Regions from separate parts of the Homo sapiens genome. Here all the other regions are linked to region 1. The links are chromatin contacts, found by Hi-C or POLR2A ChIA-PET in ENCODE. All regions are on one chromosome and are shown on one strand. The core of a region is the stretch at or near the end of the contact, and the rest is flanking DNA. Distances in the headings are between cores, read along the strand shown.

Region 1 (3,293 bases), core at 230-2,729:
CTGGTAAACTACTTAACATTTCTAGCTCAGTTTTCTCATCTGTAAAATGTGTCGGCACAGACCAAGCTTCAATAAATGTCAGCTGTTATTACTGGTATAGAGGTGATGGGAAGCCCTTCCCAAAAATGTGATCCATGAGAAAAGAAAAACTCTAAAAGCTGTGAACAAAAGGCAAAGTTTTAACAAATTACATTCCGATGGTTGATTCGACTTTAGGCCTATTATTTAACCCACCTGCACTTTTACTGCTTGGTTTGTAGAATGGAGAAAAACAAACTCATTTACTTCATAGGGTAAAATCATCTTGTACATTCTCTTGTGTCAAACAATGATTACAATTATTAGCCCAGATATTAAATATTAACACTTCTATTCCATGACACACACCCATGACGACCACTCACAAATTCATGTGGCACTGGCAGCTCCTTTGGCCCACACTTCAGGAATCGTGCTACATAACAACCCCCACTGCCCGTGAGGCAGGGTCCATCTTCAGCTCCCAACGTGCTTTCACACCCAGCAGGCTCACTGGTCCCCACATCCAGTGACTGGGAGTTCAGATAATTTTGTCCCCATTTTACAGATGAGGATTTAGACACTGGGTCTTTGAATTAATAACCCAAAGCTCACCCTAGGTTATGACCTTGCCTGCCTCTAGTAGCAAATACATGCTACAGAGAAAGGCTCAGAAAAAGTCTTAATTTAGGAGTTTGCTAAACTTCAGTCATTGCTTTTTTTATTTTTATTTGGGATAGAGTTTCGCTGTTGATGCCTAGGCTGGCATGATCTCAGCTCACTGCAACCTCTGCCTCCCAGGTTCAAGAGATTCTCCTGCCTCAGCCTCCTGAGTAGCTGGGATTACAGGCACCTGCCACCACACCTGGCTACTTTTTGTATTTTTTTAGTAGAGACGGGGTTTCACCATGTTGGCCAGGCCGGTCTCGAACTCCTGACCTCAGGTGATCTGCCTGCCTCGGCCTCCCAAAGTGCTGGGATTACAGACGTGAGCCACCGCGCCCGGCCATAGTCATTGCTTATTAATACAGCTGGTACGAGCAGACCCAGGCTAATATTATAGCAACTGAAAAGCAGAACGTAGCTCTATAATTACCCTAATGTTTCTAACAGAATTACACAAAGGGCATAGAATTATGTACAAAAGGGGGAAAATTGTATTAGACACCTCTGAACCTTTGAAATTGTATTACTTAGAACCTTGGCAAATGAGCAGTAAGTATTTAAAGAAGATTAAGATGAATTTTCCTTTTGGTGTCCTACTTAATTTGCACGACAATATTTGGCTTCCACAGTCAATGTAAACTGCTCAGGGCCGCCTTGGTGCCTTCCAAGACGCAGTTACATTCAGCCCAGCCAGCTGCCCAGAGCTTTTGCACCACCAAAAGCAGCAGGGGCCAAGTTACCAACCTCCCAACGCAGGTCAAAGCACCCCTGGAGTTTAATGAGTCACTCTTCTGAGAGCCACAGCCAGCGATGTGGGTTTCCCCATGTGTCAAGTGACATGACGTCTTTACTTCTTCGAATGAGAACCGAAACTGCGTTCCAAACATTTCCTTGAAATATAAATCACTGCCCTCAAACCGACCACCACTGCAAATCTCTACATCTAACCCATCATTTCAAAAGTATAGCTACCTAACACAGGTTTTGATATCAGTAAGAGGCAACTCTACTTACGGAGTCCTAAAATCACAGACCAGGAAGGGAAGCCTAATTTCCTCAATTTATAGTTGGGGAAAGTGAGGGCCAGAAAGAGGAGGTGATTAGCTGAAGATGACACAGTAAGTGACAGAAGAAGGCTGCCAACACCCCTTGACTGTATGGGAAAACATCGCATTTCCTCAAACATCTGGGAAACATCCTTAACAATTCTCAGCACTTAGCACTTAGCCTCAGGTGGGCTTCACTGCCCATTTCTCAGGGTCCAGTCCAGGCATTCCCCCGTGTCCAAGCACTTTTCTCCCTTTCGAAACCAGTGCATGATTCCCGTCCCCCACATCTTTAAAGAGCCACCTCTGGCTGGGGGGTGGCTCATGTCTGTAATCTCAGCACTTTGGGAGGCCCACGGTGGGAGGATCGCTTGAGGCCAGGAGTTTGAAAACAGTCTGGGCAACATAGAGAGACCCTATCTCTACTACATATTTAAAAATTAGCTGGGTATAGTGGTCTGTGCCTATAGTCCCAGCTACTGTGGAGGCTGAGGCAAAAGGATTGTTTGAGCCCAGGAGTTAGAGGCTGCCTGAGCTATGATTGTGCCACTGCACTCCAGCCTAGGGAACAGAGACAGACTCTGTCTCTAAAAAAGAAATAATTTAAAGAGCCACTCTTGTTTTCCCATTCTGTTCCCTGTTCAAGCTCTTCTCTCCCCAGCAAATTTTTGTTGTTTTTGTTTTGTGTTGTTTTGTTTTTGAGACAGAGTCTCGCTCTGTCACCCAGGCTGTAGTGCAGTGGCGCAATCTGGACTCAAAACGACCTCTGCCTCCTAGATACAAGCGATTCTCCTGCCTCAGCCTCAGGAGTAGCTGGGATTATAGGCGCCCACCACCATGCCTGGCTGATTTTTTTGTATTTTTAATAGAGACGAGGCTTCACCATGTTGGACAGGCTGGTTTCAAACTCCTAACCTCAAGTGATCCACTCGCCTCGGCCTCCCAAAGTGGTAGGAGTATGAGCCACCCCACCTGGCCTCCAATGGATTTTTGAGTAGAACGTGGTTTCCGCAGCTTTTTGCCCAATCCTGTACCTGGCTTCCCTTGAAGATAAGCACAGGGACTATTTTCACCTGAGAGGTCTTCACCTCTCATTTTAATAGGGAGGCAACAGGTAACTGGAGAAACAAACCTGAGAACATGTAAAAGCTGCCAGTCTTACAAACATTTTGCCCATGTCCATAACACAGTGTCATTTTTTTTTCTGAGAAAGCGATTGGAGTTTCCACTTTATTGCTCAAACTAGAGATGAATCTCCGTCCCTCCACCTTCCACCATTCTTTAAGAATCCTTTTGCTGCTTCCCACCCCATTCTTCCATCTCTCACCTGAGTAGCAGGTGCATGCATTCTAACTAGGGTGTGCCAATTTCACCAGGCAGCTCTCCCTCAAGGGAAACCTCCCTTTAGGCTTTTTCTCACCTCATCACAACACAAAAAGATAAGACTGATAAGAAAGACAAACATTGATAAAGAAATCTCCTCTTTGTCTGACATCTCAGAGCACATTCCCGAGCTCGTCTCATCTAAGAGGGTTCTTTGGGCATCAAACTCATCACCAACTC
Region 2 (2,921 bases), core at 106-2,605, 2.2 Mb after region 1:
AAGGAGATACAGAGCAGGGTGGGGAGGAAGGCAGTTCCAAAGGTCCTTCTAATTTCCTTAGGAGCCCCATGGCCCGTGGCCACCACTAGCGTGACTACACAATGACTGCCTCCCAGCTTCCACACCGGGCTCCCAGTGCATGTCACCGAGCTTGCCTGGCCATGACTCATGCAGGAAAGGCTGCACAGGTGACGCCAGGTGTGGACATGGCAGAAGGAACGGAAGATGAGGTTAGGCTTGGCTTCCTTGCAATCACCTTCTGAAGGGCTGTGGGCTGCAGCAGGGGCACTGGGCATTCCAAGCTGGGGGAGAATGCAGCCTTCACAGACTTGCCACAGGCACCTATGCCCCAGGGGCATACACAAGGGACTGCAAAGGGAGAAATGAACCATGGTGAGTTAAATCTCATTAATGCAAAACCTACCAACCCAGAATTAGAGAGACCTGGGCCTGGAGTTGACAGCGCCAATCCCAGAAACAGCTTTCACGGGTAAAGATACGAGTACACAATGTTTCAGAATTCCCGAAGGAGGTGACGTAGTAAACTTTCGAAACGTAGTTCCCTGAAGGAGGAATCTTCAGTGGGGTTCTAAGAGCACTGCGTTCCTCTGGGGCTCTGTCATTAGCTGTACATCAGCAGGCAGGTCACCTCTCTGCTTTGAGCCTCAGTTTTGTCTTTGAAAAAATGGAAATAAGCCCAGGCGCGGTGGCTCATGCCTGTAATCCCGGCACTCTGGGAAGCCAGGGCGGGTGGATCACGAGGTCAGGAGTTTAAGACCAGCCTGGCCAGCATGGTGAAACCCTGTCTCTACTAAAAATACAAAAAAAAAAAAATTAGCTGGGTGTGGTGGCACGCGCCTGTAATCCCAGCTACTCGGGAGGCTAGGGCAGGAGAATCACTTGAACCTGGGAGGTGGAGGTTGCAGTGAGCCGAGATTGCGCCATTGCACTCCAGCCTGGGAGACACAGCGAGACTCCATCTCAAACAAAAAAAAAAAAAAAAAAGGAAATAACATATATAGTGAAGCTGATATAAAAATCCAATAAGGGAAATCACATAAAATGACTATGTGACCTTAGATTGCTGTATAAATATGACTTTATTGGTCCTGCTGAGGACAGGCGATGAAGGGTATCCAGTAAGGGACCTGGGTAGCTGCTATGAAATGAGTGACTGGGTGATAACATGAGCCACTTTTCCCAACAAGAAGACAGAAAGAATGGATCAGAAACCAGGAGAGGATTCCAAGTGAATCAAGTGTAAACACACTCCTAGCCCGGGCCCCGCACAGAGTATATGGCCTGACAATGAAGCGATGGCTGGAGCTACATTCCACGACAATGAGCTGGATGCCCCCAGATGAGAGGAGGCCTCCGAGGGCTGTTTCGTCCTCACTCCGCAGAACAATGCTGAGTCTCCCGAATGCCTCTTTTGTTCCATACGGCACAAACATCACAAACATCTTTTAACCACCCTGTGTTTTCCTAGCTGTTTGTTCTTTTCTCAAAGGTCCTAAGATCACAGAATCATCTCCAAGAACAATAGCTGGGGAGCCTGTTCTGCAGTTGAAACAACAAGGTCAAGGGGTTTGTGGCTGAAGCAGGGAAGGCAGGGGGAGGTCAGGGGCTGGGCGGGGCGGGGGGAGCAGCCTGTCCCTGCATTCCCTTGGGATGGGAAGTTCCCACTGGGCCCGCAGGATTCCTGCTCGTGACTGGGGTACCGGCTGCCTGTCTCTAGGATCAGATTCCACTCAAAACTCACATGCTGTCTCTTTTCTCTCTGAAAACAAAAAGCTTAGATTTCTCCTCTGTCTTCAGCCTAAGGCCTCTATCCAGGTTCCACGGACAAGATGATCTACTCAAAGGAGGGCAGAGCCTGGGCGTCCAGCAAAGGCCTCACCCCCACCCACTCTGACACAGTAGCTGCCCCATCCTCCTGGGGGTGCCCCTCCCAACCCCACCACTGCCCTCTGCTGCTCAGATGCCCCCCCCGCCCCAGCCCCCATGGCCACAGAGAAGGAAAGCCTGGTAAAGAGCTTCAGGCTGGGCATGGAATCCTGGCTCCACCACATCCTGGCTCTGAGGCTGGCCTTGAACCATGTGTAAACCATCTGTGCCTCAGTTTTCTCATCTGGAAAATGGGAGTAATATTCATATTGACCTTACAGCATTGCCGTGAGGATTCAGTGACACTCCATATAAAGCAAGCATTGAGCACAGTGCCTGGCACAGGGTGCACCCCAATAACATTAACTAACATTATTATTCCTGTTCAGCTGTAGCAACAGAAACACCCCTGTATTCCCATGACTATCGTTAGCATTGCTATTATCCCTGCAGTGTTCTCCTCGGATGGCTCCATGAAAAGTGCTTAGTAACTCTGAGAGTGAAACCCATTTCATTCAGGATTCAGAGTCAGGATTTCCCTTCTCCGTGGCTCCGTCACTGAGCACCGACTCTGCGGGGTCCCGGAGGGGAAGACAAGGCAAGCTCACGGCACCTGAGAAGCTGGAAGAGCACGGAGAGGGTGTGCGGCCTGGCTGGCACAGCTCCTGCATGTCAGGCCAGCCCCCGCCCTGTTCCCAGACAGTCAGGGTTCCTAGGGCTTACTCCCCCAAACCCTCACCTGCAAATCAGGCTCGTGGTGTTCCCCTACCTCCCTGGGGCTCACAGGCAGGAGAGTGTGAGGGTGTGTGACGTGTGTTGGAGCTAAGATTATATAGCTGGGTGGCCTGTGGGCCACACCTAGCCTGCTGCTGCCTCCTCCGTGAGCACCCCCATGCTCCCAGGGCCCAAACACCCGGGAACCACAGCACACCGGCCATGCCCTTGGAAATGCTGCATCTACCAAAGCCTCCCTGAGCTGCAGGAAGGCCTTGGCCGCCCAGCCATTGAGAGGTCTATCTTTTCACCCGAGGATG
Region 3 (3,166 bases), core at 647-3,146, 2.8 Mb before region 1:
TTGGGAGGCTGAGGCGGGTGGATCACGAGGTCAGGAGATCGAGATCATCCTGGCTAACATGGTGAAACCCCGTCTCTACTAAAAATACAAAAAATTAGCTGGGCATGGTGGCGGGCACCTGTAGTCCCAGCTACTCGGGAGGCTGAGGCAGGAGAATGGTGTGAAGCTGGGAGGCGGAGCTTGCAGTGAGCCCAGATTGTGCCACTGCACTCCAGCCTGGGTGACAGAGCAAGACTCTGACTCAAAAAAAAAAAAAATTTACCACCTATTACCTTAGAAAACAAACTGTAAACCTAGTAGAATTCTTCACCAGGCACTTGAACACTACCAAGTCTTTATACACATTATTCCTTTTTCTTGGAGAGCCCCACCCCATTTCCTCTGTGTGGAATGTTTTACTCCTTTGCAAGACGTAACTTCAGTGTCAATTTCTCACAGAAGTTTCCTTCATTCACTCAGTTACCTACTCCCTCATCAATACTATCATAGCCTTCTCATGTATTATTTTTTTATTCCGCCTGCCATCTCTCAAAACTATGAACAAATAAGGTATGACTGTGCTTCTTTCTACCTGCCAACACAGGTATTCAGTCTTATTTGGAATATAATGTTTGTTCTATAAATAAAATAAATATCAAAGCTAGTTTTTTATTGTGCAAGTGAAGAGGAATTTCAGCCACAAAAAATCAAAAGCCAAGTAATCCAAAAATTATGTGTTGGCTTTTAGTATTGATTTGGATTTGTGGAGACCATTTTAGCTTCTGGATTGTGTTTACCAAGGTACAGCATTAAGCTCAAATTTGCTAAATGCTTTCTGGTCTGATATAAAGCATTCAGATTGATGGAAGTGGTTCTAAGAGTCATGATTGCCATATGGAAACACGAAGTGGACACATTTGTTACCTTAACAGTAACTTCTTTTAATGACTATACACTCTCAACTTTACACTTCTGCATAATTCATAGTTAATGAAATGATATAATAGGATGCCCCTATTTCCCATTATTACTAAGAAAAGAAAGGAAGTGTTACTACAATATCAATTTAGGACAGGTGATTACATCTTAATGTCTGTAAATGGCTATTTGCTTATATATATTGTACTAGAAAGTTTTCTTTATAAATACCAATCAATATAAGTTTCAAAGGAAAGATGGCACAAGCCAGATCCTTAACAAATAGAGTACCTGATAATTCTGAAAAGAATGATGGCAAATGAGGCTTTTTAAAGAGTACATAGGCTGGCAGAGGAAAACAGTATTCTGACAGTGTGAAAGCAAAGAGATGTTGGAGATGCCATATTTGTTTCTTTTGTTTTGTTTTGACATTCTCTGTGAAGTAGGAAATGTTACATGCAAAGAGGCTGAGATATTAAAGAAAGGGAAGAGAGAGCATAACCTGATGTATTAGAATAGGAACAACGTGGAACTAGGTTTTACTGATGTGCATTAAATAAGTGGGGCCATGTCTTACATGTAAAAATGTTTTCCAGCCATGCGCAGTGGCTCACGCCTATAATCCCAGCACTTTGGGAGGCCGAGGTGGGTGGATCACCTGAGGTCAGGAGTTTGAGATCAGCCTGGTCAACATGGTGAAACCCCGTCTCCACTAAAAATACAAAAATTACCCGGACATGGTGGTGGACACCTGTAGTCCCAGCTACTTGAGAGGCTGAGGTAGGAGAATGGCTTGATCCCAGGAGGCAGAGATTGCAGTGAGCTGAGATTGCACCACTGTACTCCAGCCTGGGCGATGGAACGAGACTCCGTCAAAAAAAAAAAAAAATCCAGTTGGTCTTAGCAACTCTATATTTCTATCAAAGGAGAAATACTTCAGCTGAAATAGTATAAAAGGGCCATGTACTCAGGGCAAGTAGTTTATACTAAAATAACCCCAATGCCATGAGTCACTTCCTCACCAACTTTGTCAATCTTTGGTTTGCTAAAAAGCAAAACCCTCCAAGAAGACAGTTGCTTAGCAAAATAGCTAGTGCTTAAGGCAAGGAACGAAGTCTAGAAAATACTCTCATTAGGAGCTACATCTTGCTTACATGGCTATCTTTAAAAATAAGGAAAAGTGCAAGGGACTTATGGCATTTTTCCAAAGGCAGAGTGCTGTTCTAGTTATCCAGCATTAGAGAGCTTACAGCTGCCTTATTAAGAGGATTATTCTTTCGGGAAGCTGGGATCTGAACTCTTTTCAGTCTTACTGGTATGTGCCCTTTTATTTTGAAAGCTCATTCATTTCAAGCAGTAAATTTTTATATTTTATTTAAGGCAATTAAGCAAAGATAATGAGACTTTTAAAAAGACAAAGAGGAAAAGAAGGGGCAAAGGAAAATAATATCCTTCCTTCCTATTCTACATCCGCTCCTGTAGTTCTTGTTTTTGCTCATAGAACCACAATCCATCAATCACCCAGGCTTTAAATCTCCGAGTCAATTCTGATCCCCTTCCTTTACTTTCTAATCCCCCCCAAAAATGATACAAACACCTATTAATTTCACCTGCTTAGTGTCTCATACATGTGATCTCTCTTCTCCTACTCCAATTCACCACCCAAAATTCCTCCCTTTATTAGAGCTTTCCTTAGTAGTGTGGGAGATAAAATCATGAAAAGAATGAAGGGACACAGTTTGAGAAGTAGAAATAATTCTGACATCAATTCTAAGAAATAATACTAAGCAACGATAATAGAAAATTGATAAACAACTCTAAAACCTTAGTTGTGATCATGCAGTGCGAATACATAGTAGACGGCAGAGACATAGCTCTGTGTCATTTGTCTGCAGTGCTCAGTGAACAGTGGTGGAGTGCTGTAAAGCTTGACAAGACAGACAGTTGAGGAAAAGAATGATCATCAATCCTTATTGCAATGCAAATGGCCCTACCCTTCTATACACGTGACTAGCTAAAGAGGTTGGCCATGAGTTGGGGGTTGGTCTGGAGAGAAAGGGAAAGAGGAACGAAGGCCATAGAGGAAAGTTCTGCTGGATAGCTAGAAAGGGTGAAATCAGATAAAGAAATCTGAGAAAATTAAAGGAAAATTATTAAGGCAGTGTCCTCACGGTTGTTGAACTCACAGGCATTGGTAGCTGGAGAGTGGATAAAAAGGAAGGATCGTGATGAACCACAAGTCATCTTCAGAAACTGAAGTCATCAAAGG

What was found. A loop is a pair of places that touch in the nucleus more often than their neighbours do. ChIA-PET counts read pairs that join two places held with the same protein, here RNA polymerase II (POLR2A). Pooled maps may share reads with other maps.
Region 2: a loop to region 1 is called in a map with no recorded cell type, with 4 times the contacts of the local background. The contact joins two enhancer-like sites. A Hi-C loop is called at or near these places in 2 of 37 single-sample maps with no recorded cell type and 3 of 50 pooled maps.
Region 3: a pooled map shows a loop between it and region 1 (5-fold over the local background). The contact joins two enhancer-like sites. A Hi-C loop is called at or near these places in 1 of 37 single-sample maps with no recorded cell type and 3 of 50 pooled maps. POLR2A ChIA-PET finds 5 or more read pairs at or near these places in 1 of 52 experiments (SK-N-SH).

What each region holds. Positions count from the first base shown.
Region 1 is chr3:192,891,717-192,895,009 of GRCh38, forward strand. The region is part of intron 1 of MB21D2 (Mab-21 domain containing 2); the gene reads right to left. Among named protein-coding and RNA genes, the nearest start is that of MB21D2, 24 kb to the right of the region's middle. RefSeq lists an enhancer at 1,380-1,689. Within about 2 kb of position 1,480, at least 16 of the 41 ENCODE cell types and tissues checked have a DNase peak (open chromatin) inside an H3K27ac peak, as active enhancers do.
Region 2 is chr3:195,118,301-195,121,221 of GRCh38, forward strand. All of the region lies in intron 3 of XXYLT1 (xyloside xylosyltransferase 1), which reads right to left. Among named protein-coding and RNA genes, the nearest start is that of MIR3137, 15 kb to the right of the region's middle. RefSeq lists an enhancer at 1-84. Within about 2 kb of position 1,356, at least 8 of the 41 ENCODE cell types and tissues checked have a DNase peak (open chromatin) inside an H3K27ac peak, as active enhancers do.
Region 3 is chr3:190,090,460-190,093,625 of GRCh38, forward strand. The region is part of intron 1 of P3H2 (prolyl 3-hydroxylase 2); the gene reads right to left. Among named protein-coding and RNA genes, the nearest start is that of P3H2, 29 kb to the right of the region's middle. Within about 2 kb of position 1,897, at least 3 of the 41 ENCODE cell types and tissues checked have a DNase peak (open chromatin) inside an H3K27ac peak, as active enhancers do.